Linked DNA regions of Mus musculus: all the other regions are linked to region 4. Evidence: chromatin loops called from intact Hi-C (ENCODE). Cell type or tissue: gastrocnemius. All regions are shown on one strand. Region 1 has its middle 4.7 kb from the start of Ggcx. Region 2 overlaps Usp39 (ubiquitin specific peptidase 39). Region 3 holds the start of Atoh8 (atonal bHLH transcription factor 8). Region 4 has its middle 24 kb from the start of Gm38832. Region 5 has its middle 12 kb from the start of Vamp8. Region 6 has its middle 6.7 kb from the start of Gm30782.

The links. Hi-C counts contacts between places; a loop is a spot of excess contacts. Peaks named below come from ENCODE experiments on the same cell type or tissue, not always from the same donor. Only the 100,000 strongest peaks of a DNase experiment are listed, where the experiment ranks them.
Region 1: it touches region 4 in a loop (22-fold over the local background); 8 of 42 quality-filtered maps call a loop at or near these places.
Region 2: it touches region 4 in a loop (2.9-fold over the local background); 10 of 42 quality-filtered maps call a loop at or near these places.
Region 3: a loop joins it to region 4, with 10 times the contacts of the local background. A loop is called at or near these places in 36 of 42 quality-filtered maps.
Region 5: it touches region 4 in a loop (2.5-fold over the local background); 8 of 42 quality-filtered maps call a loop at or near these places.
Region 6: it touches region 4 in a loop (12-fold over the local background); 23 of 42 quality-filtered maps call a loop at or near these places.

Annotation. Positions count from the first base shown.
Region 1 is chr6:72,407,080-72,412,079 of GRCm38, reverse strand. No RefSeq gene overlaps it. Among named protein-coding and RNA genes, the nearest start is that of Ggcx, 4.7 kb to the left of the region's middle. In gastrocnemius, CTCF peaks have their summits at 2,311 (motif pointing right) and 4,781 (motif pointing left); DNase peaks (open chromatin) are centred at 2,308 and 4,777.
Region 2 is chr6:72,316,254-72,321,253 of GRCm38, reverse strand. Usp39 (ubiquitin specific peptidase 39) reads left to right here. Exons shown (of 13, transcript NM_138592.4): 12 at 1,428-1,514; 13 at 2,015-2,578. The coding sequence ends at 2,062. Among named protein-coding and RNA genes, the nearest start is that of Sftpb, 14 kb to the right of the region's middle. In gastrocnemius, a CTCF peak has its summit at 2,053 (motif pointing right); a DNase peak (open chromatin) is centred at 2,061; H3K27ac peaks cover 1,292 bases.
Region 3 is chr6:72,234,556-72,239,555 of GRCm38, reverse strand. It overlaps Atoh8 (atonal bHLH transcription factor 8), which reads left to right and starts at 3,979. Exons shown (of 3, transcript NM_153778.3): 1 at 3,979-5,000. The coding sequence starts at 4,392. In gastrocnemius, a CTCF peak has its summit at 2,300 (motif pointing right); DNase peaks (open chromatin) are centred at 3,368, 4,157, 4,654, 4,938 and 1 more place; H3K4me3 peaks cover 2,615 bases; H3K27ac peaks cover 4,137 bases.
Region 4 is chr6:72,183,010-72,188,009 of GRCm38, reverse strand. No RefSeq gene overlaps it. Among named protein-coding and RNA genes, the nearest start is that of Gm38832, 24 kb to the right of the region's middle. In gastrocnemius, no CTCF peak of the experiment used is centred here; a DNase peak (open chromatin) is centred at 1,933.
Region 5 is chr6:72,399,818-72,404,817 of GRCm38, reverse strand. No RefSeq gene overlaps it. Among named protein-coding and RNA genes, the nearest start is that of Vamp8, 12 kb to the right of the region's middle. In gastrocnemius, a CTCF peak has its summit at 2,803 (motif pointing left); a DNase peak (open chromatin) is centred at 2,796.
Region 6 is chr6:72,259,105-72,264,104 of GRCm38, reverse strand. No RefSeq gene overlaps it. Among named protein-coding and RNA genes, the nearest start is that of Gm30782, 6.7 kb to the right of the region's middle. In gastrocnemius, a CTCF peak has its summit at 2,684 (motif pointing right); DNase peaks (open chromatin) are centred at 1,254, 2,696 and 4,307; H3K4me3 peaks cover 716 bases; H3K27ac peaks cover 2,826 bases.

The DNA.
Region 1 (5,000 bases), 220 kb before region 4:
GATTAAGGATGTTGAACATTTTTTCAGGTGCTTCTCTGCCATTCGGTATTCCTCGGGTGAGAAATCTTTGTTCAGTTCTGAGCCCCATTTTTTAATGGGGTTATTTGATTTTATGGAGTCTACCTTCTTGAGTTCTTTATATATATTGGATATTAGTCCCCTGTCCGATTTGGGATAGGTAAAGATCCTTTCCCAATCTGTTGGTGGTCTTTTTGTCTTATTGACGGTGTCTTTTGCCTTGCAGAAGCTTTGCAATTTCATGAGGTCCCATTTATCGATTCTTGATCTTACAGCACAAGCCATTGCTGTTCTATTCAGGAATTTTTAAAAAAGGAAAAAAAAAAAAGATGCACTTGGAAGAACTGTCTCTGCTTAACGCTGGTGCGTCAATCATATCTGTACCTAAAAGAATCCCTAGATTTGAAAACAGCAGACAGGTAAAACAGAAGTGCTGAAGGGGTGATAACTAGTAAGCGGTGGGTCCAGCCGTCTGTGAGAGGGTCTTGAACACAGTAGAAATATCTAATTCCCTACTGAAGTTGGCCCACAGGAGAAGAAAAAGAACATTCTGGAACAGAATGGTTCTCAATATTTTGGTCTCAGGACACTTTTTACACTGTTGGAAATAAAGGAAAGTAGTTTTTTTTTTTGTTTTTCTTAAAAAAATTATTTATTTATGTATGTGAGTGCTCTGTTCTCACACACAGCAGAAGAGGGAATTGGATTCCATTACAGATGGTAGTTGCTGGGAATTGAAGCAGGTCCTTTGGAAGAGCAGCCAGTGCTCTTAACTACTGAGACATCTTTCCAGCCCCAGGCATTTAAATTTTTAATTGATTTTTTTTACTATTCTAATTAATGCTATAGTAAATATCTGTTTCTGCATATTCTAGGATATTTTCATGGTCCCCACGAGGCTGCCCAAACCAAAGACCTCCCATGTTTTCTAGTGGTACCCTTACACTGGGTTGCTATGGACCCAGCCATGATCCTCAGCAGTAGCTAGGGCTGGGACCTCACCATGGCCCAGGTGGCTGGGCTGGCCACTCACAGACTACTGTCCAAACTCCAGCTCCATTCTCCTCTTAACACTCAAGTTGCTTCCCTTCCCTTTCTCTAACAACTGTCCACTACATACTTGCACATTGTGGTGGCTTCTGCTGCAGGCTGGCCACACAGCTGGGATGGGGCGTGGAGGGTGGGGAGCACTGGGTGACATCCTGTCTGTACTGCTACAGTGTGGTGGCAAACATGTATCTGCAGCCGGCCTGTGCTGTGCACAGGAGGGCAGATCTGTGGGTGACAAGGCAGTCCGAAGGTCTGTTCATCTTCGTCCTCCCTCGCTGCACTGTGTGGTGGTAGGCAAGGCTCCCTGTGTCTATGGCCTGCCTAAGCCTTTGGAGGAAGGGCAGGTCTGTGGTCACCTTTTCCTGCCCCCACAATGTGGCAGGTCTCTGACTTCCTCCTCTCTAGATTCGATTTGATTCTTTTTGTTTGTTTGTGGATTTTTGTTTTTTGTTCGAGGCAGGGTTTCTCTGTGTAGCCCTGGCTGTGCTGGAACTCACTCTGTAGACCAGGCTGGCCTCAAACTCAGAAATTCACCTGCCTCTGCCTCCCAAGTGCTGGGATTAAAGGCATGCGCCACCATACCTGGCTTGATTTGATTCTTATGTTCCTAGGCATAAAACAATTTATCTGTCCATTGTCAGGGGGGCTGAAGATCTAGAGTGTACTGGGCAAGCACTGTACCACTGAGCTACAACACCAACTTTGAAGGAGTTTTTAAGATTTATTTTTATTAATGTATATATTTGTGTCTGCATGCCATGTGTGTGCAGGTGCCCACAGAGGGGCCAGAAGAGGGCAGCAGATCCCCTTTAGCTGGAGTTGCAATGGGTTGTGAGCCCTGGGATGTGTGCTAGGAAAAGACCTGTGTCTTCCAAAGAGCTGCAAGCTGTTTTGGCAGCTGAGCATCTCTCCTGGCCCTGTTTTGAAAAGCTTTGCATTGAGAATCTTTTTAAATGCCGGGCATGGTGGTGCATGCCTTTAATCCCAGCACTTGGGAGGCAGAGGGAGGCGGATTTCTGAGTTCGAGGCCAGCCTGGTCTACAAAGTGAGTTCCAGGACAGCCAGGGCTATACAGAGAAACCCTGTCTCGAAAAACAAAACAAAACAAACAACAACAACAACAAAAAAGAGTATCTTTTTAAATAAGTATCTAGGGATGGAGAGAAGAAAGCAACTCATGCATGTATGGTCTTGCTCTTGTAAAGAAACTGAGTTTAGTTACCAGGATCCCCACTAGGTGGCGCAGAACTGTCTTTAACTCCAGTTCCTGGGAGATTCCAGGTCTCTGGTCTCTGAAGGCACCTGCAATCATGCGCACATTTCCTCATACAGGCATATACACATAACTTTAAAATAATATAAAATACATTTCAAAAAAATATACATCAATGCTAACTGTGGTGGTGCAAGCAAGCCTGTAATCCCTACTCTCAGAAGGTGGAGGCCAAGACCAGACAAAACAAAGAAACAAAAACAAAAACCAACATTACATAGCATACAATATAGAAATGTGTGTTGATTTATTCAAATACAATTAAAAAGGTGCTCTGTGTTTAGGTAGATTACATCCATAACTCAGTAGCTCACTGGTCTCGCATGTGTGAGGCCTTGTGTTTCATCCATCAAGTACTCCAAATTTTTGTGGAAAATTAGTACATTTTTGACCCAGCCACTAGGTCCTCAAGAGTCAGGCCTCCTCGGAACCAGAGCACACGCTGAGACATGGCGAAGGCCGGTGAGAAGCACGGACTATGCCTCTGAAACGGATTAATGAGGAACCGAAGCCTGAGCTGCTCTGGGGCAGGGGGTTTCTGCCCAGCACTCCTCTGGCCCGGTGCCCTTCAGGTCCTGTTGATCTGTTTTCTTGACAAGCTACAATTAATGGGACATGGTGATAGTCCATATCAAAGTGTTATATTCTTTTTGATAATTCATTTCCCTATAGACTACCCCTTCTAATTACCTGAAGTTGCATTTATAACAAAACTCCATCAGGCTAGGTAATGATGGTACACACCTTTAGTCCTAGCACTTGGGAGACAGAGGCAGGAGGATCTCTATGAGTTCAAGGTCCTGAGTTCCAGGATAACCAGGGCTTCATGGGGAAATCCTGTCACCAATCAAACAAACAAATAAATAAACAGAAACAAAAACAGAAGTATCATTTGGGTAATCATAGTTATGGAGGCATTTGGCTCGACACTGTAAAGTCAGTGAGTTGGTGTTTTCTTTTTTTTTTTTAAAGGAATTCTTTTTTTTTTTTAAAGATTTATTTATTATTATATCTAAGTACACTGTAGCTGTCTTCAGACACACCAGAAGAGGGCATCAGATCTCATTACAGATGGTTGTGAGCCACCATGTGGTTGCTGGGATTTGAACTTCGGACCTTCGGAAGAGCAGTCGGTGCTCTTAACCACTGAGCCATCTCTCCAGCCCCCCCCCCTTTTTTTGTTTTGTTATTTTTTTAAAGATTTATTTATTATTACATGTAAGCACACTGTAGCTGTCCTCAGACACTCCAGAAGAGGGAGTCAGATCTCGTTACAGATGGTTGAGTTGGTGTTTTCTGTTTTAACTAATTTTTAAATGTGTGTATGTGTGTGTGTGTGTGTGTGCCTACAGATCCTGTGGAGCTGGATCACAGGCAGTTATCAGCTGCCCAGTGTGGTGCTGACACCTGAACTTGGCTTCTGGAAGAGCAGCAAGTGTGCTTAACCGCTGAGCCATCTCTCCAGCCCATTTCTGAAGTTCTTTAATCTTCCAGTTCACTGCTTTGTGATCCAAACCCAGATGACCCCTTAGAGACTGCAGGGATCTGTAAGGCAAACAGTTAAGTACATAGACTATTTCAAGAGTGGACTCAGAGGCATGCCATGTGGTAAGACCTTAAAGTTGGTATAACCTGAATTATAGGTGGGAATAACCTGTAGTACAGATGAAGTGAACTTTAAGTCATCATTCCTGTTTTAATCTTTTATCTGGCTGTTTTATCCAACCTCCTCTGTGTAAATTTTGCTTTTGTTAATCTCTGCCCATTCATTCACAAGACTCAGTTCTTCCAGCTTTGGAAAAAAGAGCTTTGAGGAACTGCAGAGAACAATTACCCAAGATTCAGAAGCAAACAAACCCACCCACCATTTTCTAAAAGGCAACAGAGGTGGCTGGAGAGACGTTGAGATCGCAGCACTCATCTCTTATCGTCTGCCGTCTCACGAGATGATCATGATTAGTGAGATCTCAGAAACACTTGCTGCTCTTATACAAGACCAGAATTTGGATCCGGGTGTCCCGATTTCCTGTAACAGCTCTAGGGAATGTCCTCTTCTGGCCTCCAAAGGTACCTGAATTCATATTTACACACACCCTTGAAAAATAAGACAAATCTTTTAAAAAATGGGATATGTGTGTCTGAGGTAAGACATCTGCAGAGCAAACAGCACCTGAGCTTGGATCCCTTACACTCAGATAAAAACCAGGCCTGGTTCTGAAGCTTTGAACCCTTGGCCTGAGGGGTAGAGAGAGACAGATGATAGCCTGGGCTCACAGAAATGAGCTAAGCAATTTTCAGCCCTGTCTCAAAGAGATCAGGTGGACTGGAGAGATGACTCAGTGGTTAAGGGCTCTTACTGCTCTTGCAGAAAACCAAGGTTTGGAGCAACCACATGGTGGCTCCCAACCATCCGTAACTCTAGTTCCAAGGCATCCTGACTCCCTCTTGTGGGCTCCCGGGGCACTGCATGCACCTGGTGCATGGACATATATGCAGGCAACACAAACACATAAAGTAAAAATAATAAATAGCCAAAGATGATAGCGCACATCTTTAATCCTAGCACTCGGGAGGCAGAGGCAGGTGGATTTCTGAGTTCGAGGCCAGCCTGGTCTACAAAGTGAGTTCCAGGACAGCCAGGGCTACACAGAGAAACCCT
Region 2 (5,000 bases), 130 kb before region 4:
GAGTGCTGTGGCCCAGAGCTGCAGAATAGGTGCTGTTCCTGTGCTGACTTTGAGTTTGTTTGCCGGTGTTGGGGCCTTGCTTCAGAGACCTCTATATACTAGAGGCAATGGCTTTAGTTCTGTCTTACTGTTAGATGCTCCCTGAAGCTTTCTGAGGTCCTAAGTGCTGGCCCTGCCCCAGCACGGCCACAGTAGACATTGGTTTTCAACTGGAGTAGAGGCCAGGGATGTAGCCACAGGGTCTACAGTGCTGTTACACCCTTCCTTAAATCCAAGCTATTGATCCTAGTTAATTAGGAAACTGCCTTAGATTATGTGGATGTATAATGAAGTGTTAGGTGCTCTGAGGTTCTCCTGGGGATTCTCATACCCAGCCAGGGTTGAGAACTTGTGTTCTGAGTCAGAGCCCCACCAGCCAGAGTGGTACCATCTTAGGGCTCCTTACAATGGCAGAGTCCCAACCCCGTGGAACACTTCATTATTTAACAAGACCCTTTGATGTGTTTGAAATTTACATTTTGAAGCTTTGTCTTTTTATGGCATCGTTTGACTCTGTAGCCCAGGCTGGCTGAGAACTTGAGGCAGCTCCGCCCTCAGCTTTCTAGGTCCGAGGATCACAGGCATTACTACCATGCCTGGCTGAACTAAAAAAGTTTTTTTAAGAGTGTGCCTAAGCTGAAAACGAAAGCATACACAGGATATTTGTACAAACACAGGATTTAGTGTAGGTTGTTTTAACCTGGTTAATGTCTCTAGGACTAGTGGTTTACTGTCCTTAAAGCATAGCTCTCACACATGAGGAAGCCTAGGCCGTCCTATGCTACTGGCTTCAGTTAAGTCTTCAACTTAACTGAGTTTGTCTGATTTACCATTTTTTTTGACAGAAAAAAAGACATTAGAGATTAGAGGGCTTTCTCTTTTTCCTCTTGAGTGGCCACCTAAATTCATTTCCAGAAGGGTAGAAATGGGTTTGGGGATTTAGCTCAAGTGATGGGGTATCCAGTGTGCACAACACCTTAAGCTTGATTCCAGACACCACATAAACTGGGTGTGGTGACATACACTCTAATGTGCCTGTACTCCAGAGGTAGAAGCAGAGAATCAGAAGTTCAAGGCCGTCCCTCCTTGGCTAAAGAGAAAATCTGATGCTAGACTGGTTATGTGAGGGCACCCTTATATACAAACACAGAGAAAGGACAGAAAGGAAAGCAGAATGTTTGGGACTTCGTTGTACTTCAAAGGCTCCTCCACAGGAATTGAGGTTGCCTGAACTGTTTGTTGAATCAGGTCTAGCCAAGGTTATGAACCATCCTCATGGCTCTTGCTGATGTTTAGTGGCCATTCTGATGTGTCTGTCTCTTGGCTGTGACCATTTTTAACCTCTGATTTTGGAGAGCCATTAACCCAGCTCTTTGTGCTTTGTGCAGGGGACTGGCAAGTGGTATGAATTACAAGACCTCCAGGTGACAGACATTCTGCCCCAGATGATCACACTGTCTGAGGCGTACATTCAGGTGGGTGTGGGCCAACGCAGGAAGTGGAGCTGCTGTAGCCTTGCTTGCAGGGCCCGGTGCTTTGAGTGTAAGGGGATCAGATTGTGTGGCTCCAGAAGCCAGTCAGACTTTCAGAAAGGAAAAGTATGGAAGCCTATCAGTCAGCAAGGAAGCAAAGAAGTGTGTGTGTGACTTGTGAGTTAGCAGAGATCTGTGGCTCTAGTTCTAGGAGATCCAAAGCTGTCTTCTGACCTGTGTGCATTACCAGGCATGCCCATGGTGGGCACATACATACATGCAGGTGAACACGCATACACATTGAATAATAAATAAATCTGAAAAAGGATGGAAGAAAAGTCACGGGTGAGTGGGAAATGAAAATGGAACGAAAGGCGCTGTTGTGGATGGTGCGGATTGTTTTTGAGACTGGCGTGTGTATCGGTGTCGTGCTGTCTGTTTGCTGCACAGAATAGTTACTTGAGGGCTAACTCACTGAAGAGATCACTTTCTATTTCTGACAGATTTGGAAGAGGCGGGACAATGATGAAACCAACCAGCAGGGGGCTTGAACGCCTTGTTGGGTTTTTATTCCCAAGGGCTGTGGCTGAAGATGGTAAATAAAAATACTGAAGCTGTCGCTGAACACAGACTGACTGAAAGATTCCTGCCCCAGTCCAGTTTTTATGGATTCTGGCTGCATCACCATGAAGGAGCCTGTCTGCCCTGATGTTCTGCGCTGTCTCCGGCAGCACGTTGTGGTCGACACTCTTCCCTTTCAGCATCAGCAGGCAGAACTCTTACAGATGGATGCCTTATTTGAATTGCTGCAAGTATCAAAGAACAGACAGTTCGGTAGAAACGTCAGGTCTGGAGACCCTAGGAGTAAACGTGAAGTCAGCAGCAGCCTTCTGTCATAGGTAGTGGCTTTCCTGTAGCTCCCTTCATCTCCTGTGGGACGTGTGCGATGGATTAAATATCCTCCTGTTTTTAAACCAGGCTGTTGTTTCATATACCCCATTGAGGCTTGTTAAGGGTTTTGTTTTCCTTCTTAACTTTATATTATATACTCCTGTCTGTAGTCTGTCAGCTTGTGGGTGGGCACTATCCTTGTCTCTTCCTGTCAGCTTGTGGGTGGTATGTCGTTAGGGGTGTATTTGTCTCTAAGTCACAAAATATCTGGCTAAAATGATAGGTTTTCGTGCCTACCTAGAAGGCTGACAGTGGGTGATTTGGGACTGAGGTTCCCCCCCCCCCCCCCCCGCACCCCCAGGCAGAGAAGTGGAATCATTGTAGCTTGAGCAGGTCTCTGCCAGGCTGATGGGAAGCCCGAGGCAGGGGCTGACTGGCAGAAATGGCTTCTGTCAAGCTCAGTCACTGAAGGGTTGGAGGCCTTGGGCCTGAGATGTGGGCAAGCTGGCACACCAGTGGGCAGCAGGCAGCTCATTACAGCAGCTCTCTTGGAATTGGTTTGTTTCTTTGTTTCTTTCTTTCTTTTTTTTTTTTTTTTTCTTTTCTCTTTTTTAAATTTTAGAGACAGGGTATTGCTATGTCCCTATCTGGCCTCTAGCTTCGCATCCTCCTGTCTCTAACTGTGTAAGAGTGCTGGGATTACAGGCCACCATTCCCCCTTTGGTTGGGTTCATCTGGCCAGGGACTGCTCAGCAGGTAAAGAAGGCACATGCCACAAAACCTGATGACTGGAGTTCAGTCTCTGGTTCCACATGGTAGAAAGAGAGGGCGGACTTGTGCAGATTCTCTGAGCACCGCATGTGCACTGTGGCACACTCAGGTCCCCCCTCCCACACTAAATAAAAGTAATTGAGAACATTTTAAAACATGTGATTAGCAGTGATGGCAAAGGCCTGCAAGTATGGACTTGGGAAGGTTGGGGCTGGTAGTGCAGCTCAGTGGACAGCACTTGCCTGTCAGTACCAGACCATGTGCTCTGTCCTAAGCACTGGGAAAAAGGATTAAAAGTAAAAGCTGGGAGCTGATGAGATAGCTCAGCTGGTAAAGTGCCCATCTTACAGAATCCAGTCCCCCAAACTCACGAACAAACGAAAGAGAAAAGCCAGCATGGAATGCCTGCTTGTAATAAAGCGACAGGAAAACAGGCAGCTCCCCAGGGCTTGCTGGGCTAGTGAGGGCCGCTGTCTCAAAGGCAATGTGAACAGTGCATGAGGAGTGAGGGCTGAGGGTCTCCTCTGGCTTCCACATGCACAAATACCCATAACCATGCTCACTACCCACACAAGTGCACACAGACATGCACATACACATAGTAAACACATTGGAGTACACACACAAAGCTGGATGTCATGGCACATGTGTGTAATCTTGGCATTTGGGAGGCAGAGGCAAGGGGACCATGAGTACACCCAGTTTCAAAAACCAAAAATGCTGTGTTACTGGGCTGTTTGGGGCCTTTGGTGCTGGGGACTTGAACCCAGGGACTTGTGTTAGGCAAGTGCTCTGCATTTATACATACCTGGTCCTGGAAAAGTAGAAAGGAGCAATACAGATTACAGAGCAACTTGGGTAAGATCCGTGTTCATCCTCCTACCCAGTCAATGTGCCGTGTGTTTTTACATAGATGTACATAAATGGCTTTTTTTTTTTTTTTTTTTTTTAAAGATTTATTTATTATTATATGTAAGTACATTGTAGCTGTCTTCAGACACACCAGAAGAGGGAGGCAGATCTTGTTACGGATGGTTGTGAGCCACCATGTGGTTGCTGGGATTTGAACTCTGGACCTTCAGAAGAGCAGTCGGGTGCTCTTACCCACTGAGCCATCTCACCAGCCCCATAAATGGCTTTGAATAGTATATAATAAAATAATAAATATAATGAGACTTTGTGTTCAGGCTGGAGAGATGGCTCAGTGGTTTAAAGCAGCTTAATGGCTAAGCAGTTAATAGCTGTTTTTCCAGAGGACCTAGGTTCAAATCCTATCACCTACTTGGTAGCTCACAACCATCTATAACTCCAGGCTAAAGGCTCTGATGACCTTTTCTGGCCTTTGTAGGCAACAGACACGTGGTGCACAGACATACAGAAAAAAAGTCCATACAAATAATTAAAATGGTTTTTAAAATGGCTTGTGATGGCAGTTTAAAATTTAGTCATTCATCATGGGACATAGATAAAATTGCATTTCTCAGTGAGTGAGTTTTGGCTCCAAATAATACTGTTTTCATCTGAAAGTAACTCACGGTCTTTCTCCATAGCCCTGGCTGGCCTGAAACTCACTCTGTAGACTAGGCAGGCCTTGAACTCCTGGAGATCTGCCTGTCTTTGGCTCATTTACCCTCTTTCCTTCACTTACCTGAGTGTTGTAATGAAATCAAGGACTTTTGAGACAATAATCTGTACACTTACAAAATATCTATTGTAAAGTTCAAGTCTACAGACCAGGGATTTACATCTCAGCCACTGCTGTCTCAGAGCAGGCTGAGCAGAAAGCTTGCCCTGGTGCTTAGGTGCTGTGGGTGGAGCCAGACAGAG
Region 3 (5,000 bases), 52 kb before region 4:
TCCTCAACTCTGCCTGAAGCACCTGTCATTTTGCACAGGGTTAGACCTAGCCTTCCTCCGGGACACTCTCTGTACTAGAATGGTAGTTTGTTAAGGTCAGTTTTTGTTTGTTTGTTTTGTTTTGTTTTTTTGTTTTTCCTCTATTCAGTGATGCATCCCCAGCCTTGAGAGCAACCTCCCAGCACTACAGATGCTTAGGGGAATGGATGGGAGCTACCATCCAATGTGGGCTCCCAACAGCAAGAACCTCATCAAATTTACCCAGTGCCATCAAGGCACCTGTCCCTTCCGAGGTATGAATGGCTACTGATCTGAACCATTGTCTCCTGCTCAGTTTCTCTTACCAGGGAAGATCTTAGAGGTAGTGAGTGTGGTGCCCCACCCCCACCCCCGTCTCCCCCAGCAGAATCACAGGGGCCTCTACCTTGGCGACTAAGGGTTCCAACTGGCAGGAAGCTGATGCAGCCAGCCCCTGTAGAGCACGCCTCCATTTCCAAGGCTCTATTAGCCAAAAGAATCACAGAGCAGCTCAGACTTGCTGTTTTGTCTCTCTAGGAATACACAGAGAGAAGGACTCTACGGAAGCCTGTAACACATGGGAGCTAAGTGAAGTTACTGGGAAGGTTTGCGCAGAGAGGACACAAAGTATCCTACCCAGAGCCTTGTGCCTGGTAAACAGGCACTCTTCTACAGAACTGCGCATACTCCTTCTGTTTCTCTTTGACTTTTGTTCTTCTCTGAACTTCAGAGTCAGGAGTAAACCCTCCACCCCACCCCACCCACTCCACCTCACCCCATCCCACAGACTGACATAGCCCTTTTCTGTATCTAGGACACTGTTCCACTAAGGGCAAAACACACTCAGAGCAAAGATAAACCACAGGCTCTCAGAGAGGCTTCCTTTCCTGCTGAGCCCTATTCACTCCGTCCTATCCCCAAGACTCTCAGTTTTCCATAGCTGGGTTAGCCACCAGGGTGCAGGAAGGAAGAAAGACATCTCATCCCTAGATCCAGTGTCCTGGGGGCTATAGCGCCAGTCCCTCATCCCTGGCTAGCCGGCAGAGAGGGGCTCTCATGGGCCCAGGTTTCCTGCTCTCTCTTTCCCACCCAGCTGGCCCTATGCAGGGCTGCTGTGAGCACGATGGCAAAGGGTGATGCTCTCACTGAATTCTGTTTGCACCTGCCTAATTCTTACTCTTCCCCAGTTTCTGTAATGGGGCACAGGCACTTTGGGACAATCTGAACGGCCAGAAATAGACTCCATGTTTCAGAATGTAGAGCTTCATGCAGCAAGTATTTAAGGCCCCTCCTCATCTGGCCAAGAAGACAGAACTCACAGCTCCATCCTGAAGAGCTGACCTAGTCCTGACCAGTCCTCACGGGTTGTCCTTGCGGACCCAGGACCCATGGGGCAGGCTCTGCTCGGCAGCAGAGAGAAAACAGTAGTGCACAGCCACCATGATTCAGGCCCTTTCGGCCTGAGACTCCTGGCTGCCCAAGGAGTCCTGTCATTTGATTCTGATCTGGAAGGAACCCGGCAGACACCAGGCTGGGCTGAGGGAGACCTGTGGCTTTAGCGTCTCAGGTTAGAAGAGCAGAGACAGCCAGCAGTCAAAACAAACAGACAAACCAATGAACCAACCCAGTCTCACTGACGGTCCAGTCCCTCATCTTTGTGTGCTAACGAGCTGCTGGGCTCTCAAGAGTTAGAGGGAGCAGGATAGTTCAGACTCAGGCTTCCGACTCGGTATGGATTCAAACAGCTTTTCTCTCACTCCCTTCTGCTGGCTATTTTCTTCCACCAGAAGTTTTGGTTCTCTTGTGGGCAGAGTGGATTTGCCTCCCTGAATTGTCATAAAGATGAAAGATAAAAAATGTATGTGGTCACTCCCTATGTAGTGGTAATTCTCCGCCCCTGGCTGCCCAGCATGTCTTTCCTGTAGACTAAGTTCTAAGCATTGGCCTTCCCTTCCTTTCCCAGCTTCACTCCTGAGCCATGGTACAGCCATTCAAAGGGTATGGAACCTTCCAGCGGCACTGCTATGCTCTTCCAGCGTAACCTGAAAAAGTTGTCTCAGTTGGGGAGGTTTTACTAAATGAGTGGATTTTCTTGGAGTGTATCTGTGCCATTTCATACAAAGCAAAGATGGAGCTGCTATGAGAACTGAGAGCCTGTTTATCCCAGCACCTCCATGGCTTTGTGAAATTCTTAATGCTGTCTTTATAGGGCCACTCATGCATCCCCAAACCAGATCAGTTCCTTGACAGAGGTCAGTGGGGTTGAGTCTCCTAAGCTTTATACCACCAGGGGGCGCTGCCCAGCTGGTTTCTGTCCAGCTTCTCAAGGAAGCTAACGGGAATCGGAGAACGGGGAGTACCAGGAGAGACCTGGTTTGCATTCAGCTGGCCTCGGCCTGAAATCTGTGGCCTGGTAAGCTGAGAATGGCAGTCACAGGCATTCTTCCCATCAATTAGGCTACTTACATTTCTCTTCTGTTCCTCAGAACACCCTTCCATCCTGTGACTGCCAAGTTCAGATCCTCAAGTTGCCCAAAGGGAGACGTGGGGGTGGTGGGTGTGTCTACCCAACACAGATGTCATCCCTATCACTGCTCTCTTTCCTTCCATTCCGACAAATTACAGTGGTCTTTCCCTTCTTTTGGAAGACATTAGAAAAGGGCTGGGGTTCAGCTTTCGTGGAGCCCGTTGTTAGGAATGGCATCCACTCACGTGGAGGCATCTAACACACTAACTGCCACGGGCAACACAGCTTGTGACTCTGCCCAACTCTAGCTAAGCCCCGAGTTATAGTTTCACTACACCAGTGTGTCAAGGGTCACCATTCAAATGCCATATACGATCTCCTTTCATCCTTTTAATGACACTTGCCTCAAAGGAGACCATTGGAGGAAGGCTCGGTGAAGAGAGCAACTCTACGTGGCAGCACAGGGGAAGGTGTGTGCAGAGGGTCCCGAGAGGGCCTCCCCGTCAGCCTCTTCTTTCTAGTAGGATTTCCAGTGGAATAGGGGCCTGGGGGTCTGGAGAGTGAACTCTACCTCTGGGGCCAATTGGCATCAGGCTCTGTGCTCAATCAATTGTTATCATTCCCAGGAGGAAGGTGTGGTTGTGACCCCTATCCTGGGCATAAGGAGCCAGAGGTGCCGAGGGACAGCACGACGAATGCCAAGGTCGCTCAGTAAATGGCAACCTTGAGCTCTGGACCTAAGAATTCTGTCTGCTTGAGGAGCTGTCCTGCCCTGGCTGATAACATTAGCGCAGCTACTGATGACCTGGCACCTCCTGTGTGGCGGCTTTCACAGCCAGGCTGTGACAAGCATGGGTGTTCTCCAGATTCCTCATTTCATAGATGAGTAAATCTGGGTTTAGCAGGGCGCTTCGGGTAAGATGACTTAAGATCTTCACCGACGTTACATCTGCTAAACCAGACATTTGCATCTCTCAGTTTCCCAATGTCCGGTGTTCTGTTCCTAAGGCCTCTGCCCCAGCAAATAGGGGCAAGAAGGGAGAAGGCCTTCTTGCAGTTGGATGACAATGACCAGCCACTCTGGGGTTCTTCTCTCCCACTTATCTTTCCCTCCCAGAAGCTCTGGGATTTCTCCCTCTGTTGGACAGTTCGGGTGGGAGGTAGAAGGGAAGGTTCTGGATGGGAAAGGTCGGCGCTGCGTCACCCCCACCCCCACCCCAGGCCAACAAGGCTGGGCAATGAAGGGCCACAGCGATTAGCAGCCACGTGCTCGGGACTGTAGTGGACAGTGCGGACTGTTTTTGGAGAGAGAAGGCGCGCCCCCAACTTGGGTAGGGGGCAGAGAGGGCGAGCAGGAGGAGGCAGGTTCCGGCACAAGGCATGAGGGGTGGGGGGAGGCCGAGAGCACGCGGACAAAGGAGGCGGCCCTCAGCCCAGCTGTTTTGAAAAATGCTTCCTGTTTCTTTAAAGGCGCTCGCTGCTCGGGCGGCCTGGGCTCGGGAGGCGGCAGCGGCGGCGGCGGGAGCTGCCTCCTCTCCGGGCGGGCGGCGCTGAGTGATCTTGCGAACTGGGCTTCTGTGTAAACTGAGGCTAAACAAACACAGATGGAGCGCAGCGGGCGTTCTGCAGAAATGCTGGCAGGGCGGCAGCGACTTCAGATGACACTCTGAGCTCTCCCGGGGAACCGGCAGCCTCCAAGGCTTCACGGAGCCGGAGGCGCAGCTGCCCCGGGAGTGGGGGTGCGAGGGAGGGACCCGGGGAGGGAGGGTAGGAGGAGAGAGCGCGGCGACAAGGCGGCGCTCAGCGCGGCGGCCACCCGGCACAGCCAGGCGCGCGGCGTGCAGAGTGATCGCTGCGGGCGCGCGTCCCGGGCAGTCCCACGCCCCAGCCTCACGCCGTCCTCGCCATGAAGCACATCCCGGTCCTCGAGGACGGGCCGTGGAAGACTGTGTGCGTTAAAGAACTGAACGGCCTCAAGAAGCTCAAGCGGAAAGGCAAGGAGCCGGTGCGGCGCGCGAATGGCTATAAAACTTTCCGATTGGACTTGGAAGCTCCCGAGCTCGGCGCCACAGTCAGCACCACCGCCGCCACCAACGGGCTTCGGGACAGGACACAACCGTTCCCGATCGCGACCCCAGTACCAGCCTCAGTGGCGCCGGCGGTTCCTCCAGGTGGAGGCACAGACACAGCCAGGGAATTCCGGGGCATCAGAGCGCCTGAGGTCTCTGACGCGCGCAAACGCGGTTTCGCTCTGGGCACAGTGGGACCGGGACTACCCACGCCACCGCCGCCTCCCGCATCTCAGAGCTTGGCACCCGGGGATCCCGAGGCGCACTCCTTCCGCGAGCAGGCTCTGCGTCCCCGCATCTTGCTGTGCGCCCCTCCCGCGCGTCCCACACAATCCGCGCCTCTCGCACCCCCAGCGGCGCCACAAGAGTCCCCCGTGCGCCCTGCGCCCCCCACGCGCCCGGGGGAAAGTTCCTACTCGTCAATTTCACACGTAATTTACAATAAC
Region 4 (5,000 bases):
ATCAGTTAATCAATCCTCACAGCAGCCTAGCAAGAGAATCTGTTAACAGCAATATAGAAAAACAGGACCCCCAAGACTCACCCAACACCATCCAACTGGGGGGGGGGCATCAACTGAGCAATTGTACCCGTGCAGTCTTTCTTCACAGTCCAGATGTGCGGCACCATGAGACTAAAGAAGAGGGGGCGGTGGTCAGAGCTGCTGATCTGGCACATAGCTCCCACACCCGAGCCTGCTTCATCTCTGTCAAGTGCCCTGAAATGTCCACAGCTGGGTCTGCTGGGAAGTACCTGTCCCACCACCCTCTCCAAAGAGGCTCCTCCTCCTCCTCCTCCTCCTCCTCTTCCTCCTCTTCCTCCTCCACCTCCTCCTCCTCCTCCCCTCTTCCTCCTCCTCCTCTTCCTCCTGCTCTTCTTCTTCCTCCTCCTCCTCCTCCTCTTCCTCCTCCTGCTCTTCTTCTTCCTCTTCCTCTTCCTCCTCCTCCTCTTCCTCCTCCTCCTCTTCCTCCTCCCCTCTTCCTCCTCCTCCTTCTCTTCCTCCTGCTCTTCTTCTTCTTCTTCCTCTTCCTCCTTCTCCTCTTCTTCCTCTTCCTCCCATCTCTCCAAGGCTCTCACCTCCCTGGGCCTCCCCTCCCATCCTGTTGACCTTGACCCCTCTGGTCCAGGATGAGGTTATATCCTCATCATTCTAGCTTCTCATCTGGATCCCTGCATCCCTGGCCCAGTCTCTTACACAAAGCAGTGTCTGTCATGTACAGAAATGGGTTTCCTCTGATGGAAAGTCTGGGTGGCTGGTCACAATACTCCCTCTGGATGCCAGTCCGGAGAACAGAAGAGGGACCCAAGCCAGCTTGCACAGTGACAGGGAGACACAGGGGGCATCACTCACCCTGTGCCCCAGGAATCGGTCCAGTCAGTGATGTGGATGGCTCTTCTGATAGCCCCTCCTTTCTTTCTCTCCCCTCTTAATTGTCCCCCACAGTGAGGACCTGCCAAGAGGCTGTGTTTAGTCACAGGCAAGGGCTGACACCTCCCAGGGCATCTCAGTGTCTTTTTGGTAAGTCACTCATGCTGGAATTAGAGGGGCTCCTGCCCAGGGCAGCACTACACTCATGATCTATACCCAGCCTGTGACCACACAGCGGCTCTCCCAGACTTCTAGACGGCAGGAGTTGCCTCTGCTTTCCCCGGTGATTCGAACCCCAGAAACTCACAGCCAAGAGGCCTGTTGGAATCCAGTTATTGGCTGTAACTTCTGGCATTGTGGTTCGTTGAGGTCTTGGGCAAATCGCTTCCACTCTTTGTACCTAAGTTTTCCCATATAATTGAATTCCTCAGGACTGAAAGGCATGCATGGGGTGTTTGAGTCCTAAATACCCCTGGGGAGCCACAGGATTTTTCTGTGGGAGCCACAGTTGGGGTACCACCTAAGGCCGTGTGGCTGAGCTTGAGGGAATGGCTGACCCAGAGTTCTTTCTAAGCACTGAAAAGGGAGGAATCAGTGTTGGGGAGGCTGGTGTGCCCTGATTTGGCACCTACAGAATTTGTAGCTTGGTGGCCCCCACTTCTGCCCTAACCATTCTGTAGCTTTGACATTCTGGAGAACAACCCATATCCAGAAAAAGGCTGTTCTGAGCCTAGAGTGCCCTCTAGGACACCCCTGATGCCTAACAGATTTGGTGATGCCTTGTGAACACATAGTGGCTTCAGACCCACAAGACTTCCCAGGCTCCCAGAAGGTCCCAGTGCTGTGAACCTGTTATGGTGGAGTCCGGAGGTGCTTAGAACCTGGTGTTCACACATTGGTGACCCAAGAATCTGATTGTTCTACTGGAAGCAGGGGAGAGCTGCCAGACAGCACACCTTATTCCATTAACAATCCTTGAAATTGGTGGCCTCAGAGAGGGAACGTCTTCATGGTGCGGCACCGCCCTCTGCTGGCCAGAATGGGAAGTACTGTCACACAGTACAGGTGGAGGTGATCTTATGGTGGGCTTTCCCACCTGCTCAGCCTTCACCAGTGGGGACCCTCCAGCTCGCCTGAACCCTGGAGGGATACCGACAGGAATGCTCCTCATAACTCCACATAGAGTCATCTTGTGAGTGGCTGGAGGTGTGACTCAGTTAATAGATTGCCTGCCTATGGAGAGCCCCTGGATTCCATCCCAGCAGTGCATGAGTGGGGTGTGAACATGTGCACCAGTAACCCCAGTATACTCAGAAAGCAGAGGCTGGAGGATTAGAGTACTCAGGTCATCCTTGGCTTGCTTCTTAGGGTGGGATACATGAGACTCGTGTGTGTGTGTGTGTGTGTGTGTGTGTGTGAATCAGCTTGTGAGAATATAGCAGGACTCACAACTTCTAGAAATAGTGATTTCATTAAAATCACTAGGTACCGTGGTGCACACCTTTAATCCCAGCACTTTGGAGGCAGAGGCAGGTATATCTCTGTGAGTCTGAAATTATCAGTCTGGTATATATAGCCAAGTTCCAGGCTAGCCAGAGATTCTTAGCCAGACCCTGGCTCAAAAAAGAAAGAAAGAAAGAAAGAAAGAAAGAAAGAAAGAAAGAAAGAAAGAAAGAAAGAAAGAAAGAAAGAAAGAAAGAAAGAAATTAAAATAGAATCCAAATGGACTCCACTGTACTGGGCTGGCAGAAAGGCCTTTCTTACTAGCTTTGGAAGATGGGAATGTATGGTCTCTTTGCCCAGGCTGTGGTACAGGGAATGAGGAGAGGAGAGGAGGCCTGTTTCAGTCTTCACAGGGCCCACTGTAAGCTCAGGAGGCTGTTTCCTGTGGTGACTGACAGCCCGGGCCTTGGCCCGTGCCCACTCCTGCTCTTGCTGCTCCACCCCACCCCCACCTGTTGCCTGTGGCTACTGAATGTGTCCCTCAAAACTGCTCTGGAGCCTCCTCCTTTCCCAATCCCCTCAAGGTTCTGGGAAATAAAATCAAGAAAGTCAGGGTGCCCAGGGGAAGGACTATGTGAGGGCCACAGCCATGTGGCCATCTCCAAGAAAGTTGCCACCCTTGGCTGGGTTATAGCGTATGTTGTGGGTCAGTGTTGGTTCCTGGACCGAGCGATCTCTGCCCTGAAGCTGAAGCCAGTACACACTGCTCTGACAAGGATCCACTGCTTGCCTCCTTTTGAAGACACATGAGTCTGGATAAGGAGAGCGACATTCTGTTGTTAGATTCAAAGCGTGGGCCAGACATCTCCTCAAAAGCCAGGCTTGGCCACCTGCCTTTAACAGACTCATTAATCAGACATGTAACAGGGAGAAGCAGAGACAAGATATGCATTCAGTGTAGCCATACTGGGAAGAGGAACAAAGAGAGGCAGTGGTACCCACACCCTTCCCAGTTTTATCTTCAGGGTCCTGAAGGGTGTGAGTTATGTACAGAGGTGTGGTCTTGGTCAAATTATGGTCCCTCATCATCACCGCCCCAGTCTCCTCTGTAAGGTGGTCTCTGGAGCTGGTTATCCCCTCTACCTTTTCCTGGGTTCTGGACATTGAACTCAGGTCATCAGGTTTGTGTGTCAAGTGCCTTATCACTGGGCCATCCTACCAGCCCCAAGTGGCTAGACAAGTGTCAGCAGTGTGAAATCTCCCTTGGGATTGGTCCCAAGGATCCAGCCTTTCCTTCTGCCAGCAGGAGACACCTGAGGAAATTCCACTCCCGGTGGACTACTGCCTCAATGGTCTTGACACTGGAGGGAGAGACTCAAGTGTTCCTTTAGAATATTCACATTCATGTCAGGATGGTAATAGTGTGACCTTCCCAAATGAGTAAGGGTCACTTGCCCAGGAGGTGGTCACAGAGTTGATCCTTTTTGTCCTGTAATTATAATTACATAGAGAGCCTTATGGTCACTGTGGCTGCCAGGTCAATAATCCTGGATTTTTGACTCTCTGACCAAAAGGTACTGCATGTCCAAGATCACCAGTTCCCAGAAGGTGGCCTCTTGGCCTGCTGGAGGCAGTTCATGTTGTCTTCAAGAGCCCTCTTCTACCTAGGGAAGTATGACTGTGCCCATTATGAACAACTGAAACTTCCACATTATGTTTAGAAATGATCTCTGTGTTAAATATTGTTAACATACTAAAGATAGAAAGATTGCTGATGCTTCTAATTAATTAATGTGTGTGTGTGCGTGCGTGCGTGCGCGCGCGCGTACGTGCAGGTACAGAGGCCAGAGGACTTTCACACTGGCCTGGCACTCACCAAGTAGGCCCGACTGGCTGGCAAGTGACCCCCAGAGAGCCACCTGTCTCTCCATTTCTGGGACTATTAGAGTCAATGCATTATCAAGCTTTTTTTTTTTTTTTTTTTTTTTTTTTTTTTTTTTTTTAATGTGGTTTCTGAGGCTGGAGAGATGGCTCAGTGGTTAAGAGCACTAACAGTTCTTCCAGAGGTACTGAGTTCAATTCCCAGCAATCACATGATGGCTTGCAACCATCTGCAATGGGGTCTAATGCCCTCTTCTGGTGTGTCTGAATACAGCGACAGTGTGTGCACTCATATACATAAAATAAATCAATCTTTTTTTAACAAGTGGATTCTAGGAGATGGAACTCAGGTCTCCATGCTTCTGAAGCAAGCGCTTTACTGACCGAGCCATCTCCCCAGCGCTGATATCTTCCAGTTTAAATGGGTAAAGTTTAGACCTGTAATTTTAAGGGGGAAAGAAAGAAAACTTGACTCATTTTTGTGCCCCTCCTTGGGCGTTAGGGGAAACTGGTGCCTCACTGCAGAGATAAGTTTTGTTTCCTAGATTTACAGCTGAATGCTTGCAGGATTTTGCTTGCTAAGGTTGTGGTTTGCTTTGTTTGACAACTAAAGTACTTATAAAGGAGAGGCAATGTGCTAAATTTATAATGCAGTTCAAAGTGTTTAAGGGAACGTAATGAATTACATTTGCAAATGATCTCTAAGGGATCCCGATGTCTTCAAGATGAGCTAATAGCTCGTTAACCAGAGAACATTGAAGCTCATTGTT
Region 5 (5,000 bases), 220 kb before region 4:
GGAGGCAGAGGTAGGCGGATTTCTGAGTTCCAGGCCAACCTGGTCTACAAAGTGAGTTCCAGGACAGCCAGGGCTATACAGAGAAACCCTGTCTCAAAAAATAAAAAAAAAAAAAAACCAAAACAAACAAACAAACAAAAATGGCAATGGGTTGCATATGATAATCCTTGCACACACGAGATAGAGGCAGGGTTGGCTGTTGCAGGTTCTACGAAAGCCAGGCCTACTTATGCAGTTTCAGGATAGCCAGGGCTGCATCATGAAACTCCGTCTCAAAAGTTCAAGACCAAGAAAATTCAAATGGTACATCTAAAAATTGCAAGGTGAGAGCTGGCCTTTAATCCCAGCACTTAGGAAGCAGAAGCAGGCAGATCTCTATAAATTTGAGGGCAGTCTGGTCTATGTAGCATGCTCCAGGCAACCAAGGCTACTTAGTGAGAGACCCCCAAACAAGCCTCCCAAAGTCACAAACTGAAGCTCAGTGGGACACCTGAGGGCTTGAGTTTGGATTCCTTAAACACATGTAAAACCTAGAAGCATCTGTATGCATCTCTAATCCCAATGGCTCTAAGAAGATATGAGAAATGCAAACCAGAGAACTCCTGGAAGCTTGCAGGCTCAGCTAATCTGCCTGAGCAACCGTGAACAGAAGGAGATCCTGTCAAATAAAATGGATGACAAGGACCAATATCCAAGACTGTCCTTTGACCTCCACATGTACACCATGGCATGTGCACACCCCCACACATGTGAACAGGCACAATCACACACCTACATTGTAATCTGGTGAGCCGGGGATGTAGCTCAGCTGATAGCAAGTTTGCTTCACATGCATGAAACCCTGGGTTCTGTCCTCAGCACTACAGAAAATAAGGTCTGGTGGCACACATTTGTAATCCTAGGAGGTGGATGCAGGAAAATGTTCACCATCATCCTAATTACTTAATGAAACAGCCCGAGATCCATAATTCCCTGTTTCTAAAATAAATAAAGGCATAGAAAGATGGCTTAGTGGTTGAGAACACATACTGCTCTTTCATAGGTCCTGAGTTCAATTCCTTCCACCCAAGTTGGGCAGTTCACAACTGCCTATTGTTGCAGGATCACATTGGGAACCCCAAAATTGTGTTATTTACTGAAAAATAAATGCGTTTCTAGTTGTGGTATGGCTCAGCACTTATCATACAACTTTAATCGCTCTGGCTGGAATGCAGACACACCCTTAATACACATCTTTAACCCCAAACGACGAAGGCAAAGTTAGTTTGTAAAAGGAAGCAGCCAGGTTTAAAAGTGTTGTCTAATTAAGTGGCAGAAAAAGTGATGAACCATGCCGGGCTTGGTGGCACATGCCTTTAATCCCAGCACTTGGGAGTTCTGAGTTCAAGGCCAGCCTGATCTACAAAGTGAGTTCCAGGACAGCCAGGGCTACACAGAGAAACCCTGTCTTGAAAAAAAAAAAAAGTGATGAACCAGAGAAAGATTTGACAGAGTAGGGTACGCCCAACGCTTACGAGATGAGAGAGGAGGGGGAAGCTACTTGAGAGAACAGTGCAGAGAGAGGAGACAGTTTTACTCAGAGAGTTTTACAGAGACAGGCTGCAGAGAGAACAAGCTAGACACAGGTGAAAACAGAACTCGAGCCAGAGAATGAGAAGCCAGAAGATTAGAACATATTACTAAAGTTAGTATGAGGTCAGGCCGAGCTATTCAGTCAGAGACCAACAGAGAAGCCAGATCGAATCAGGATTTGAGCCAGAACAGCTAAGTTGAACCAGCCAGCCAGGGCTAGAAAGGGGTGCATTTATTCAGAGGCAAATCTCAGAGGCTGAAAACGTTCTAGACTTAGATAAGATTATACAGAGGCTAGAAGGTTCCATGTCTAGGCTTAGGTTTATATACAAAGGCAGTAAGCCTTGAAGACAATCGTATCAGGAAAATCAAAAATACTTTTATAGCCTATAACTCCAACTCTGATGCTTCTGGTCTCCCTGTGCACCTGCAGTCACGTGCACATACCCTCCCATCTCTCCCCACCAATTAAAAATAAAGGGGACTGGAGAGATAGTTCAGCAGTTAAGAGCAATGATAATTTTTCCAAAGGGTTTAATTCCTAGCACCTTCTTGGAAGCTCACAACCATCTAAAACTCTAGTTCTAGGATATCCAAGACCCATTTCTGGCCCCTGTGGGATCCAGGCTCACACATGGTGCACAGAAATACATTCAGGCTGGGCGTGGTGGTGCCTTTAATCCCAGCACTCGGGAGGCAGAGGCAGGTGGATTTCTGAGTTTGAGGCCAGCCTGGTCTACAAAGTGAGTTCCAGGACAGCCAGGGCTATACAGAGAAACCCTGTCTCACGAAAAACAAAAAAACAAAAAAAAAACAAAAACAAAAACAAAAAAAAAAGAAAGAAAAAGAAAGAAAGGAAGGAAGGAAGGAAGGAAGGAAGGAAGGAAGGAAGGAAGAAAGAGATACACTCAGGCAAAACATTCATACACATTTAAAAATTAAATATGAATAAATTATTTTTTCAAGAAAAATCAATAGAGAGTATGGAGCTATTTCTCATCAGTTAAGAGCACTTGCTTCTCTTTCAGAGGCCCCAAGTTTGAGTCCCAGCACCTACATTGAGTGGTTCGCAAACATTGCTATTCTGGCTCCAGGGTGATCCAATGGGTCTGGCCTCTGAGGGTAAATACGATTAGGTAATTACTAGCATTTATTGCTCTACCAGAGGTTCAGAGTTTGGCTCACAAACACCGGCATCTTCAGTTCTAAGGGATCTGGTGCCCCCTTCTGGCCTCCAGCGGCATCACACAATCACACAACATAAAATCTCTCTAGGTAGGTCTAAATTTCTTAGAATGCGCTGCATAGACAGAGCTGGCCTTGAATTCGCGGCAATCCACCTGCATGTACTTCCAAAGTACTGGGATTTAAGTGCCATCAGTTCTAACACTAAAATACATTGTTTAAAATTTTTAATAAATAAAGGTAAAATAAGTAAAATAAAAAGTTTTTATCAAGCCAGGCATGTTGGTGCATACATCCCTGTAATCCTGATACTTGGGAGGTGGAAGCAGGAGGAGGAAGAGTTCAAGGCCACTCTTAGCTGAGTAGAAAGTTTGAGGCCAGCCTAGACTACATGTGACAGTCTCCATAAAACATAAAATCGATGAATGAACAAACAAGTAAATGGCTAACTATTGACAATATGTGGCCGTGAGGAATACGATTGGATACTGTTACAATTTGCTGCCTCTGTTGTGCCAAATGTTGTGCCAGGAAGTGTTTGTGAATCCCAAAAGACCACCCAGGAGCCGTTTCCCATGTGATCACGTTAGGGTCTCTTTATTACAAAATTGAGTTTGGGCTTTCTCGTCGCCTATGCCCAGGACCATTTTGTGAAGCAGCCGGAACTCTCATCGGGATGAGGTGTTATAGAAAATGGAAGCAGGGGGCCCAGACTGGCAAGCATCTAACTGAATGGCTATTGTAAACCTACGAGTGGGTGTTCTGACGCAAGATTGTACACAATCACAAATGGTTTGAAAGTACATCTGAAACAATCAGACTGATCTTTGATTTTTGTTTTACTTTTTTATTAGATATTTTCTTCATTTACATTTCAAATGCTATCCCAAAAGTCCCCTATACCCTCCCCCTGCCCTGCTCCCCTACCCACTCACTCACACTTCTTGGCCCTGGTGTTCCCCTGTACTGGGGCATATAAAGTTTGCAAGACCAAGGGGCCTCTCTTCCCAATGATGGCTGACTAGGCCATTTTCTGATTCATATGCAGACATGAGCTCTGGGGGTACTGATTAGTTCCTATTGTTCCACCTATAGGGTTGCAGACCCCTTCAGCACCTTGGGTGCTTTCTCTAGCTTCTCCATTGGGGGCCCTGTGTTCCATCCAATAGCTGACTGTGAGTATCCACTTCTGTATTTGCCAGGCACTGCCATAGCCTCACAAGAGACAGCTATATCAGGGTCCTTTCAGCAAAATCTTGCTGGCATATGCAATAGTGTCAGCGTTTGGTGGCTGATTATAGGATGGACCCCCGGATCTTTGATTTTTTTAAACACTCATAATTATTATCTTTTTAAGATTTATTTATTTATTTTATGTATGTGAGTACACTGTAGCTGTCTTCAGACACTCAGCAGAGGGCATCTGATCCTATTACAGATGGTTGTGAGCCACCATGTGGTTGCTGGGAATTGAACTCAGGACCTCTGAAAAAGCAGCCAGTGCTCTTAACTGCTGAGCCATCTCTCCAGCCCCAAGACTAATCTTTGATTAACTGTTGCTAGGAAGTAGCTAGGTAGTAGTAGATCTGGCCAAGGACAAGCTGTGGGGTCTTTCCTAGTACGTGGGTGCAGCTTTTTTCTTTTTTCTCTTTAAGATGGAGGCCAGTCTCAAGGTGGAGGTTTGGCTTCTCACCTCCCTCTTCCCTCCCACTAAGTTGCCAGCTTTAGTGCAAATATCAACATGGCTAAAAGGGCAAATATCTCAATGTTATTGTAGCTGCTGTCCTTGAAGTCTGTAGGAGTTCTGAGGCACACTGAGCTCCACTGCCGGCAGATGTAGACATAAAAGCAGGGGTCACTGGGGCCAGATGTGTTTAGCAGCTGGAATCACTAGGCCAATAGTGCTCCTGCTGTTGAGGACATGTCCACTGCTAGGTTATCCTAACAGGCAAGGCAGGCCATGTCACTTTGGAAGCTACAGATGTATAAGAGATGGGTCTTGCAATTACTATCAAACTGTGGCCCAGCAGGCAGAACATCCCTATACAGAAAACAAAAAATAAGAACCCGTGGCTCAGAGAGAGTCTGTGCAGCTTGTGAAGTTTGAATTGACTCTTGCAGGACCGTGCACAGTGATGGTTCTGGGCCGTGGAGCTCAGTGGTTAGGTACTTACTTGCCTCACATGCATGAGGCCATGAGTTTGGTCTTCAGATGTACCCCACCCCCAAAGTTCATTCCATCA
Region 6 (5,000 bases), 76 kb before region 4:
AACTGTGTTCTCAGCCTCTCTGGGGAACGCTGGCTAATGCACTAACTGACAAAATAATAAGAATCAATAAATACAAGGATTTGAATCACAGCAATATTTAGAAATGCCGAGAGAGTGAAACTCAAAGGACAACCGATGTTACATGCAATAGAATGGTTTTGGTAGGTAGCCTAAAGAGACACAGTGTGACCTCAGTGCTTAAAATAACTAGGTATAAAGCCAGGCATGGTGATGCATGCCTGTAACTCAGCACGTGGGGGAGGGGTGGAGGTAGGATAGGAACTCAACTAGAGACCCTGTATCAAAAACAAAACAAACAAAAACAAACAAAAAAGGGCTAAAGAGACTCTATTGGCAAACTGCTTGCCTTCTAGGTGTGAGGATCTAAGTTTGATTCCTAGTATACACACACATGGTTAAATATGTATTAAATTATATGCTTAAATATGTTAATTAAATACACTTTATATTAATATATTAAATATGTGCATTTAGAGCCAGGCATAATGGCACATAACTGTAATTCCAAAACTGGGAAGGCAGAGACAGGAGGATTCCTGGAGCTTGGAAGCCAGCTGATCTTTCACAATTGAACTCCAGATTCTGTGAGAGACTCTGTCTCAAGAAAAAAAAATGTGGAGAATGATTGAGGGAGACATCTAACATCAACCTACGGCCTACACACACACACACACACACACACACACACACACACACACACACACACATGCGGGCACACATGTACAGGCATACACAGACAGACATGTACACACACATATCATATTCACCTTCAAACAAAACAAACTAGATGTATGTTTAGAGAAAACAGGAAAGAAACCCATCAAACAACCCTTGGTGCTTGTCTCAGGGTGCTGGGTGTCTTGTCTGAGCATGCTCTCTGGGGAGGCTGAGATGTGCTCTTCATGCTAAGGGCCGGGAGCTGCTCACGGGCACCTACCAGGTGAATGGTTATATTATGAATGGGTTTGGCCCTCTCTAGACTTTCTGTACATTCTAAAATTTCTATAGCAAATGTATACTTTTATAATCACAAGCAAAAATGTTTAATAAAGAAAACTTGAGAAAAAGAAGGGACACACTACAGAAGTGGGGCCTGCCCTGAATGGACCCCACTCTCCTCCAGGTAGTGAGGGCAGCGACGAGTGATGTGAGCCAACTTCTTCCTCCTAACACTATGCCATCCCAAGTCAGCCAAGGTTTGGGTTTTCAGACCACCCAAGGACCAAAGTCCTGGCACCTGGCCCACCAAGAACTGGTATGGGGAGGTCCTGGGCATTGTGTGTGTGTTCCACTCTGTCTCTGAGCTAGGTACACACCTGCCATCAGATGTTGCTTATGTAGATTTTCAGGGAACTATGGCGCTCCTAATTATACCCTGGAGTGATTCACTGTCAACATGGAGAGGCAGGGGTGAACTGGGGAGTCATGTGGGAAGGGAATGCTTGTGACTTACCGTCACTGCCACCAAGAGATGGTGGCTGTGCACTGGGGAAGGATGCAATTCTGCACCAGCTTCCCCCCTAGTCCCACTGCTCCCCATTATACGTTTTTATGTGATTATAAAAGTGATTATGCCTGTAAGAGGAGCTAGCCCCTCCCTCTCAGTGATTATGTTTAATATAGAAGTTTTAGAGTGTACAGAGAAATCTTAATTTTTTAAATTCGCATTTATTTCTTTATTATGTTGAGAGGTTGAGTGTGCACATGAGTAGAGCTCAGAGGACGACCCACAGGAGCCAGTTCTCTTCCTTCTTCCAAGTGGGTGCCAGGGGGTCCAACACAGGTCGTCAGGTTTGATGGCGAGTGCTTTTACCCAGGAAGCCAGCTCACTTGTGCCCTACACAGGAAAGCCTCTAGAAGCATGTCGCACTTACCCATAATACTTTTCACCCCTTCACCCAGCACCACTGAGCAGCCTCCAGGTCCTACGTACAGAACAGAGACAGGATACCCCATCTCGGCTCTGCAGACATCAGGCACTGGGGCTGGGGATGCAGTGCAGTGGTGGTGTAAGTGTCTGGCATGCACGGGTTTGGGTTGAAGTTCTAGTACTGCAGGGAAAGAGTGAGATTTCGTGCGGGCAGAGGCACCCTAATGACAGAGGGGGATGAAACATGGGCATCTCTGAGGATGTCTTTGTTTTCATTGTAGCAATGGGGGCTGGGGAAGCAGCTTAGTTGGTTGTTTGTCTAACATAAATGAGGTCCTGGGTTTGATCCCCAGCACTGCGTAGTAAACAGGGCGCAATGGTGCATGGCCATAATCCCAGCACTCCGGAGATGGAGGCGTTAAGGGTCAAAAGGTCAAGGGCATCCCTGGCTTCACAGTGAGTTTGAGGCCAGCCTAGCCTACAACTGCCTAGCAATAGCTAGCATCTGAATATTTAGGATTTATTAAACAGCTTCCATGCATAGTCTCCTTTAATCTACACAGCAACCATAGGAGTAGTAGCCATCTTTATTTTGCCGATGAGAAAACGGATGCTTAGGAAGATGAAGGAGGTCACTGAATATCATCCTGAGTCACACTGCCAAAAAAAAAAAAAAAAAAAAAAAAAAGGAAGGCCCTGAATGGCCTTCTCTGCTTTCCCTAGTCCCCTATTGGAACCCGGAGGCTTGCTGCAGCCTCAGCTCAGCTACTAGGAGACCAGCAGCCACTAGGCGGCAGCAGAGGTCTGCGTTGCAGGGCTGCTCTGTCTCCAGCTGACTGCGGGCTCTGGTTGGCTGCGTTGGGTCAAAGCCTGAGCCTCTCTGATGTCCAAGAATAGCAAGGGGCTGTAATTCACGTGGGTGGATGCCTTCCCAGGTTTCGAAAGCCCCTCGCGTCATCTCTGTCATTTCATAATCTCGCTCACAGGGTACTTTTTCCGTCTGCTTCAAACAGGTTTGGCGTGGGCCAGACCCGCAAGCTTCCCTGAGATGGTATGTTAGATGCTGACTGGGGCCTGGAGCCACAGAGATCAGTGAAATAAAAAGAAGACCTATGGCTCGCCCTTGGGGGAGACAGATACCTAAACCAACAGCCAAGGTACAGTGTTAGAAAGTCCAACGACAGACTGTTGAGATTTCATGACCGCACAACGTTGGGGAAAGAAGAGTGGGATTATGAGCTACAGGCTGGCTCCGAAGTGCCCCCAGGTCCCGTGTCTATTTGTGGATGTCCTTGTTATACTTGATCTGAGTACCAAAGTTGAGCTTCAATGGGTGTTCTCTTTAAAATGGGCCATGGCAGAGAAAGAGGCCCATGCTAAAAGCTGTTGGGTAAGGAGCCCCAGGTTGAAGAGCAGCAGGTAGCACGAGTGGGTGAAGCATCTAGAGATGGGGCTGGGGATATGACTTAGTGGTAGAGTGTTGCCTGCCTGCGTGGCTGAAGCCCTGGGTTTGTTCTTTAGCACCCCATAAACTAGGCATGGTGATGCTCACTTGCAATCCCAGCATGCAAGAGGATCAACAGAAGAGTTCAAGGCTATCCTCAGCTATGTCGATAGATAAGGAGGGTACATAAGCTACACGAGACCCTGTCTAAAATGGAACAAAACAACAAACAAGGGCCAGGAACACAGGGATAGGTAAAGGGATTTCCAGGCAAGCTTAAAGACTGAACTTTGAATTCTCAACACATGTTTAAATACTGCTGGGCATGGTGGCCTTCCTGTAACTGCAAGGCTCAGGAGATGGACACAGAGGATTCCTGGGGTAACCTGGCTAGCTGAACCGGCAAGTTCTGGGGTCAGGTGAGACCCTGACTCAGTATAAAAGGTAGGAAGTGATTGTGAAAGACAACTCAACGTCAACGACATACATACACACAAGCTTTACACACACACACACACACACACACACACACACACACACACACAAATCTGGGACAGCTGCGGCAGGCATCCAGCAGGAGATGCAAGACAAGGCAGTGGTGAGGATTACACATCCAGTGTCCAGGTCAGCCTTGCTTGCATTCTTTGCTGCAGAGCCGATCCAGTCCTTCTCCAGCAAGGATATCAGAAGTGTGCCCCTGCCTGGGTCCTTTCCCCAGCCCAGGGACTGAGGCTCTGACACTTTCCCCAGCCAGGACTGCCCTAGCTGGATTCCTGGTCTCCTCTCAATTCCCTATTCTATCTCCCCACATGAAGTCTGGAACAGCCTTGGCTAGATGAGGCAACTCCTCCACACCTGCCCTCCTCGGTCTTGGCTGAAACCCCGTGTGGTCTGTGAAGCTCTGGGCATGCCCAGGACTGGCCCAGAAGGGGACAGAGTGTGGGGATGGAGGCATCACTGGAGATGCTGCCATGTCTCCGCCTGCTCACTGTAGCCCAGCAACCTTTGGGACTGCCCACTTCTCGGGCATCATTAACAGGTGTGCCCCAGAACCAGACGGTTGCCAGTGTCACATGTGTGGGTCACCTCTGCTATGCCAATAGTTAATTTTAGCACCAGCCACTTCTCTTTGGGCATGCTAGTCCAAGAGGGTGATGTTAGGCGTCTACCCTCAAAGTTCATCCTGAGGCAACCAAGCGCAAGGGAGAGAGGCGGGGCTGGCCCTGGGCTCACGTGCTACAGCCACACCTCAAGCAGAGCACTTTACAAACCTTTTAGTTTTTTCCTTTTCTTCCTCTTTTCCATCCTCTTTCCCCCCTTTTTCATCCCCCTACCTCTTAATAAATATTTTTATTTTATTTTTAATTGTGTTTGTGTTCGGGTGTGTATGTAGGTATATGCACATGAAATGTAGATACCTGCAGAGAGCAGAGGTATTGGTCAGACACACTGGAGCTGAACTTATAGGCTGTGTGAGGAGTCTAACATGAATTCTGAAGTCAGACTCAGGTTCTCTTGGGGGAAGAGTTACACACTCTTAACTGCTGAGCCAGCTCTCCAGTCCACCCTTTACCCCTAACCCCCACTTTTTTGTGGGGCTCGGTGGTGTGGGAGGGTGAGACAAGAGTCTCACTCTGCAGTCTTGGCCAACCTGGAACTCACTAC